2 separate regions of the Homo sapiens genome follow, and region 1 is linked to region 2. The links are chromatin contacts, found by Hi-C in ENCODE. All regions are on one chromosome and are shown on one strand. The core of a region is the stretch at or near the end of the contact, and the rest is flanking DNA. Distances in the headings are between cores, read along the strand shown.

Evidence for each region. A loop is a pair of places that touch in the nucleus more often than their neighbours do. Pooled maps may share reads with other maps.
Region 1: a pooled map shows a loop between it and region 2 (6-fold over the local background). The contact joins two enhancer-like sites. A Hi-C loop is called at or near these places in 3 of 37 single-sample maps with no recorded cell type and 4 of 50 pooled maps.

What each region holds. Positions count from the first base shown.
Region 1 is chr7:37,784,701-37,788,966 of GRCh38, reverse strand. No RefSeq gene overlaps it. Among named protein-coding and RNA genes, the nearest start is that of NME8, 62 kb to the left of the region's middle. Within about 2 kb of position 2,111, at least 3 of the 41 ENCODE cell types and tissues checked have a DNase peak (open chromatin) inside an H3K27ac peak, as active enhancers do.
Region 2 is chr7:36,948,179-36,952,464 of GRCh38, reverse strand. The region is part of intron 16 of ELMO1 (engulfment and cell motility 1); the gene reads left to right. Among named protein-coding and RNA genes, the nearest start is that of MIR1200, 31 kb to the right of the region's middle. RefSeq lists enhancers at 950-1,179, 1,290-1,339. Within about 2 kb of position 2,609, at least 3 of the 41 ENCODE cell types and tissues checked have a DNase peak (open chromatin) inside an H3K27ac peak, as active enhancers do.

The DNA.
Region 1 (4,266 bases), core at 862-3,361, 840 kb before region 2:
GGGGATATTTTTCCTAACATCACAGAGGGTGTACACTCTATGATATTATTCCTAATATCTTTGGAGGATATTCTTCCTAATATCACAGTGGGTATACATCCTGTGATATTATTCATAATATCTTCGGGGGATATTCCTTCTAATATCACAGTGGCTGTACACTCAGTGATATTATTCGTAATACCTTAGGGGGATATTCCTGGTATCACAGCGGGTGTACACCCTGTGATATTATTTCTAATATTTTGGGAGTATATTCCTCCTAATATCACAGTTGGTGTACACCTGGTGATGTTATTCGTAATATCTTAGAAGGGTATTCCTCCTAATATTACAGTGGGTTTACACCAGGTGATATTATTTGTAATATCTTAGGGGGATATTCCTCCTAATATCACAGTGTGTGTATACCTTTTGATATTATTCCTAATATCTTAAGGGACATTACTCCTAATATCACAGTGGGTGTACACCTGGTGTGTACACCCGTTGGTATTATTCATAATATCTTAGAAGGCTATTACTCCTAATATCACAGTAAATGTACACCAGCGTGTATATCTGGTGATATTATTCATAATATCTTAGGAAGATATTTTTTATAATATCACAGTGGAGGTACACCCTGTTATATTATTCTTAATATCTTTGGGGAATGTTCTTCCTAATATCACAGTGGATGTACACCCTGTCATATTATTCGTAATATCTTAGGGGGACATTACTACGAATACCTCACGGTGTGTACACCCTGTAATATTATTCATAATATCTTAGGGAGATATTACTCCTAATATCACAGTGGGTGCACACTCTGTGAAATCATTCATAATATCTTAGAAGGATGTTACTCCTAATATTAAAGTGGGTGTACACCCTGTGTTATTATTCATAATATCTTAGGGGGATATTATTCCTAATAATACAGTTTGTGTACAACTTGTGTGTATGCCCTGTGATATTATTTGTAATGTATTAGTTGCTTATTACTCCTAATATCACAGTGGGTGTACACCTTGTGATATTATTTGTAATATCTTAGTGAGATATTACTCCTAATATCACCAATGTTGTACACCCTGTGTCATTATTCGTAATATATTAGGGGAATATTACTCCTAATATTCCAGTGGGTGTACACTCGGTTTGTACACCATGTGACATTATTTGTAATATCTTATGGGGATATTACTCCTAATATCATAGTGGATGTACACCTGTTGTGTACATCCTGTGACATTATTTGGAATATCTTATGGGGATATTGCTCCTAATATCACAGTGGGTGTGATATTATACCCTGTGATATTATTCATAATATCCTAGGGGGAATTTACTCCTAATATCACAGTGGATGTACACCGTGTGATATTTTTCATAGTATTTCAGGGGAATATTACTCCTAATATTATCTTTTATAAGGATATAATTTACCATAGTCATTTGCTAATCATGATCAGGGCAGGCAATGAGAGCAGTTTACTGGAACCAAGACTTCGCTAACCTCAACAGTCTTTAAAACCATGTGAAAAATGAGGAAGCGAGAGAATAGCTTTAGACTGAAGGCTCACAAGGAGGAACAGTGAAAATGAAGAGCCCAGATGAGCCATCCCAGCCACAAAGGAATGTTTATCTCTACAGTTAGTGGTGAAACACATTCGAGAATATTCTCATAAGTAAATGCTTCATTTTCACTCTCAATGTCTTATTTTCAGAAATATTTCTTATTAAAATGAAACACTTAAAAGGTATTTTTCAATGCTGTTTCTCATTGTACTTTTATGTATTGCCCCAAATGTTTCACATTCAGAATGAAAACGACCTGTGGCATGACTTCCTGTGAGACTTTTGTATTCTCAGCAGTAAGCGTCCAATATTTATAACTATAATTTTCCATTTTCAAAGGTCCCTTCTCTCATCAACTGCCATTTGGACATATGGTTTTCTTTGAAGTCCAATCCTCTGGTGATGTAACTTCAACAATGAGGGTTGTTTTCCTCAAAAGTTTTTAATTTTCATATGTCAACCTTCTCACTTTCTGCCCTAACTTCACAGTCATCTGTAGCTGTGCTAAGACATCAAGGCATACTTTTGAGGAAGTATTGGGTGACTACACCCTAAAGATGGAAGGAACTAGCAGTTACAGGAAAACTCAGCACCAAATCATATTATTGCTCAGCTACAGGAATTCAAAAGGACAAAAATGCATAATGCAAGTGCGTTATGGCCTACGTTTAGGTAACAACTGATAAAGTTCTCATTTGCTTTGGAAAAGAGTAAGTATTGTCCCCACCTGTGCCATCTGCTCCACAATCATCCAACAGTGCTTGTGGCCACAGAGATGTAAAACAACAGAATCCAAATGTTATGGAGCCATATGCTTAATTATTTCAAAAAAAGCTCTCAATAAAAGATAAGATTTTAATTCTTATTATCAAAATCAAATATGTACCAATTCAACTCAGCTGGAAAATTTCACATGAAACCAATTTTTCAACTAATTTTAAACAACTCTACTTAAATGAAATTAATTCAAAAATATAAAACCTGGGTTATAGTCCTGAATTTGGACGTATTATCTGACAGTTCCTTATTTTTCAGATAAAACGTGTTCCTGGAATCTTCAGGAGAATGTATGTTCCCATAGAAACCGTGCTATATTTAGGGATTGCTTGTCTAACAAAGGACAAACTAAGAAATAAGTTAGATGTGACCAAGAGTGGAGTATAAAAATAAAAATCAGCTACAATTTGGAACTATGACCAACACAAACTTTAATTGTTCACATTGATGATATTACGATTTCAAAGTACTAAAATCTGTACATATTGCATTTGCAACACAGCTAGAAGAATGCAGGTGTTTCATATATTTTCTTACTATACTCAGAATTCAGCACTTTTTTCTTGGGTAGTGCCAAGATTTTAAAGAAAACTAACAATTCCTTAATACGAGAGCTCAGAAATAATTTACTCCAGAATAATATAATTCTCTTATTTAAGAGATGAAGCCACCCCAATTCGGAGTTTAGGAATTTACCACAAGGCCACAGGGCTACTTAGGGAGAAGATAAAGATGAAAACCAGGGTTTGTGTTCCAAGTCTTTATTTCCACTGCCCCATGATGTACACATGGCAAGGAATTTGAGATAGTCTCTGGCAGACACATTAACTATCTATGGCTTCATTTTCCACCTTCTTTTTGCTATCTGGAATCTTATTTTTGAGTTGGAACTTAACCTTTAAGTAGAAGTTTATTTTTAAATCCTAGAGAATTAAAATTCTTTAAACATAATTATTTTCCCCCTCTAAACTGTTAAATTAAAACATTAACATAAATGATTAGCCTAATTTCATTTTCAGAAGACAAAGTCAATCTGTCCTCGGCTGAGGCAAGTCCAAAGCAAATGCTGCTGGAGATGCCACCAACTTGCTCACTTCTCCTTTTCCATGGAAGTGCCATTTGAAATGGCCATTGCTGGGCAATCTCTGCTCCTGAAAGAATGGGTGGAGGTCACTTTTCTTCTCTAGAGTCCTTAAATTGCCACTCTGAAGTATTTTTAGGAAAGTGGTAACAAAATCTGCAACTGCCAATTTCCAAACCTGTTTACACTCAAAAGTCATTAGCCAAAAACTTGAGATGCCAGGCTTGGTGCCCTGTTTGATCTAAAAAATCCCAGAGTCTTAGCCAACCTAGAAACTAGGAGTAGTGTGTAGGCTCTTCACACTAGGCACCTACATTCATAAAGTATCTCTCTTTATTCATCTTTCCTTCTCTGCGTATGTGCATGTCTCACTCTGTCTCACTCTTGATTGAATGTATCCATGCTCTGGGATGCTTCCAAAGTGTTAAGATACACAGTGCCCTAAAAAGGCCATCTTTGGAATTTGGAGAACCCTCCAGCTGTAGTGGATTTGAGATGGTCACGTTGGGTGGCAGAGCTGGTTAAGAAAGGAGGATAAACTGAGAATCTCAGAGCCAGGGCATTTCAGTGCTTTCCACTCAGGCTGACTCTCTGGGTTCTGTTGCTAAAGTATTTTACAGGGAAGAAACAGAACCCAGAGAGGTAGCCTGAGGAGAAACCACAAAACGGAGATTTCCCAGCAATGGTACAATAGACCTTTCTTCCATTGAGACATGAGATTTCAAATGAGAAGTGTCCAGATAGGTTATCCCATCCCTGTCTTCCACTTTGCAGATGAGAGATGAAGGCCCACAAAGGACATTCTGTCTCTCTCACTCCTCCCCCAGAGGAAGGTGATCCAA
Region 2 (4,286 bases), core at 1,360-3,859:
CTGGATAAGATTCATTAGTGTCTTCTTTCACTGTGCTCGTCTCCCCGCCCCGCTTGCTCTTGGAGGCATTTACTAAAATGCCACCAGTGCTTCCATCACCAGCTCCATCTCTCTCCCACCTCCCGTGGCCACGTGCTGTGTTTGGCCCCTGGGTACAGAGAAAGATCACTAAGAGGTTACCAAACAGAACATTAAAGGGCCTCTGATGGCTTCTTTGACTGATTCCTTTCAAATCTGCCTGGATCCTCTGGAAGCCTCTTCTCAGGATGCATGTTCCACACTGAGCCCAGTGGCTGCCCTCAGGAGTAGATGCAGGCCTCAGAGATGCTGAACACCTCCCTGGCATGGGTTTGCGTGGGATGCACCTGTTCATCAGTCATGCCCCCTCCGTCTGGGGACATCCTGCTGGTGCCCAGACCATCCTCCCTGCTTCCTGCTTCCTTGCCAGATCCTTCTCTAATCCACTTCCTGACTTCCACATAGAGGTCTTTGACTTCAGAGTCCCTTGCTTTGGCCTTTAAACCCCCCTTCATTTAATCATTCTTCAGTAAACATCTATTGAGTGCCTGCTGTATGCCAGGCTCTGCAGCAGTCACTGGGGACGTAATTCTGTGCCAGAGAAACATGGTTCTGACCTCATGGAAGTTTCTAGCAGAGAAGACATGTAAAAGCAAAACAGAAGAGTAAACAAAGCAACGTGGTCTCAAGCGTAAGAAGTGCTGTGAAGTCAACAAAAAGAAACAGAGACAGAATCTACTAGGAGTGGGCACCATATTTTGAATGGCGTGGCCAGAGAAGACTGTGGTCCTTGGACCAACACCAACAGCATTGCCTGAGAACCTGCTAGAAATGCAGATTCTCAGACCCTATCCCAGACCCACTTCAGTCTGATTCATCAGAGACTCCCCCAGCAGTCTGTGTTTAATGAGCCCTCCAGGTGGTTCCAGTGGCCACCCTAGATTGAGAACCACTGATTAAGGCTACGTGATGGGAAGGAGGTAGGTATGTGAAGTGTGGAGGAAAGCACCTTCCAGGCTGAGGGTCCAGATGAGCAAAAACAGGAGAGAGCTTGGCTTTTTTGAGGAACTGAAACCAAGACCATTTTGGCCGGAGCCAAGTGTTGGTGATGTGGGCAGGGATTAAATCAGATAGGCTCTTGCAGACCAAAGTGAAGGGATAGGATTTTAACCTAGTTAAGAAGCCCTTGAAGCATCTTAAGCAATGCCTTGCACTGATCTGGACTCCCTTTTAAGATGATCTCTATTGCTGAGTCCAGAATAGATTGGAGTGGCTTAAGAATGGAAGTGGGAGACCAGGAAGGAGGCTGATACACAGGTCCAAGCAGTAAATGGAGGTGGCCTGGACCAAGGTGGCAACAGTAGGAATAAGGTAAGAAGGTACTTGTGAGATATGTTTTAGAAATAAGCTCAAAAAGACTTGTGGACTGATTAGGTGTGGACAGGGGTAGTGGTGGAGAGGGGGAATCATGATTGACTTCCTGGTGTCTGGCTTCAGTAACTGGGTAGATGGATGGGTCATTTACTGCTCCAGAGAGGCAAGAAGCAGACACGCCCTCTCGGCCTTCCTCTCAGACACTCCGTAACATGGTGGGTCTGAAATCCCACTGTAAACAGCTTCATGGAGTGCATCCTCAGCTTGTCTTCATGGGCCAGTCCTCAGTTCAGCCCAGACCCCTGAGCCCTCATGGAGATGAAGGAGCCATTGCTTCGATCTCCATAAGGGCTCTGTCCCTCTAGCGCAATGTCTTGTGTGCAGTGAACATTTGAGAAATACCTAAATGACTCGGTCTGCTGGAAGAGCAGTATTCCTGTCAGAAAAATATTGAGTCAGTCCCCAGCCTTGATTAAAGATGTATAATTGTTACCTTCACCTTAGGAAGGACAAAAGAGATAAATTGCCTGGCGCCATGAAACACAGACAGCCCAAGGGGTTGAACCAAAGACAGAAGCAGAAGATAGGAGTGGCCAGGGGCCCAGGAGAAAATAGGAGAAACCTGTGGCTTGGTGGTGAGTGACCCTTTGCCCAGTCACCCACTGTGAAGAGTGAACTGCAGGAGGAAATGGGAAGGAAAACAGATCTTTTGACTCTGCTCATCTCCTGCAGAGAAGGTGGGCTGGTTACATAAAAAGCTACTGTGGGCTGCTCAGTTCCTGAGTCTTGCTCACAGGGCTGAAGGAAACATTCCCTCTGTCTCTCACAGATGTTAATAATGAGCATGCCAGTCAATCCACCCAGTCAGGAGTCGCTCATCTCCAGCTGTCCCGGGCACCTTGTTGATGGTGGGTCTTGCATAGTACATTGTTTCTTGTTTTCTGTGTCTGTTTAGGATATACAGGGAGCTGTATCTTCTAGATTTAAATGCTGAAAAAAAGTGGTGAGTGAGAAGGGGAGAATGGAAATGAGATGTATAGGAGCATGGGGCGAACACAGCACGAGGGAACTCCAACCGAAAGAGCCATAACCTAAATCTGAGAAGCTAATTTTGCAGAACCAGCTTAGCCACGGGACTTTGGGGATTTGCTTTGGAAAGATGTTTGCATTGTCTGTGTCATTGGCATGAGGCCACACAGTAGTTCTCAAATGGGAGGAGGGATTTCGCAATGTCTGGAGATAGTTTTGTTTGTCACATCTGGGTGGGGTGGTGGAGGAGGGCACTGGTATCTAGTGAGCAGAGGCCAGAGATATGCTGCTAAACATTCTACAGTGAACAGGAAGGATTTGCCATGGGGATGAGGGGAGTTGGCAATGTCTGGAGATAGTTTTGTCACATTTGGTTGGGGGTGGGGGGCCACTGACACCTAGTGAATAGAGGCCAGAGATGCTGCTAAACATTCTGTAATGCACAGGACAGGCTTCCACAACATAGAATTATCTGGCCCAAATGTCAGTAGTGCCAAGGTTGAAGAACCCTGGCCTAGACCGAGTGAAGAGGACAGAGCAAGAGAACCTGGTCTGATGTCTGCCACCGAGAGAGGGTGTGGCCATGCACATTGAGAAGGGGGCTCTTCAGCTGGTCTGTCATCAAAGGAACCAGATGAGAAAATTCCGTGAAGTCCCACCTGTCTTTTCAGCTCTTGTGTGAGTCTCCGTGAAAATCAGCAGATATTTATATCCTCCATTTGTGGCCAAGGCACAAGGCAAGGGAATGTGGGGGAAACACAGTGGAATAAGAAGTGGTGCCGTTTCCAGTTCAGTGATAGGGTCTCTCATCATGCAAGGCAGATGGAAGTAAGTACCTCTACCATAGGGTAAAAAAGTGTTATGAGATCTTTGAAGAGTGAGTGAGCAGGCCAGGCATGGTGGCTCACGCTTGTAATGCCAGCAGTTTGGGAGGCCAAGGCGGGTGGATCACCTGAGGTCAGGAGTTCAAGACCAGCCTGACCAACATGGTGAAACCCCTTCTCTACTAAAAATACAAAAATTAGCTGGGCGTAGTGGCAGGCACCTATAATCCCAGCTACTCGGGAAGCTGAGGCAGGAGAATCGCTTGAACCTGGGAGACAGAGGTTGCAGTGAGCCAAGATCGTACCATTGCACTCCAGCCTGAGTGACAGAGCGAGACTCCATTTCAAAAACAAACAAACAAAAAGAGTGAGTGAGCAGTACCTTCTATAGGGAGCATATCCTAGAGGCTCTGCCGTATGGTGGGAAAATGTTCAAATCCCTTTTGCGTCTTGATGTATATAGGAAGGTGGTTAAGAGCATGGATTTAGGAACAGTGAGAACTGGGTTTGTATCCTAGCCCTCAGTTTCCTTCTTCATAGGAAGGAGATAGTTGTAGGGTTATAGTGAAGAAAAAAATGAGATAATCTAAAATGGTTCAAATAGCACCTGGCACACAGTCAAGAGGTCAATAAATGGTAGAGACTGTTGTGGTATGGAGGAAGTTACTGCTCTGTGGAGGGGTAGTAGCTGTGTGATTTTATACAGTTGATTTAATTTTTCTGAACCTCAGTTTCCTAATCTGTAAAAGAGAGATGAAATGATGTGCTCTGTAGAACCTTTGTAAGGATAAAAGGACAATGTATGCCAAGTGCCTGGTGCATAGATGACATTCTAACTCAATGTGAAATCTTCTCCTTACTCCGGACTTTGGTTGAAGGAGTCTGGTGTCTTTTGCACATGATGATGTCAACTTGGGTCCCTCACATTGCCTTAGCGTCCTTCACCCAACCCACCAGTGCAGGACATAGTGGTCCTCCCCACCCCGCCCATTGTCTACCCCTCTAAATGATTTTAAGAACCAAGTGTTTGTCCTCTTAAGT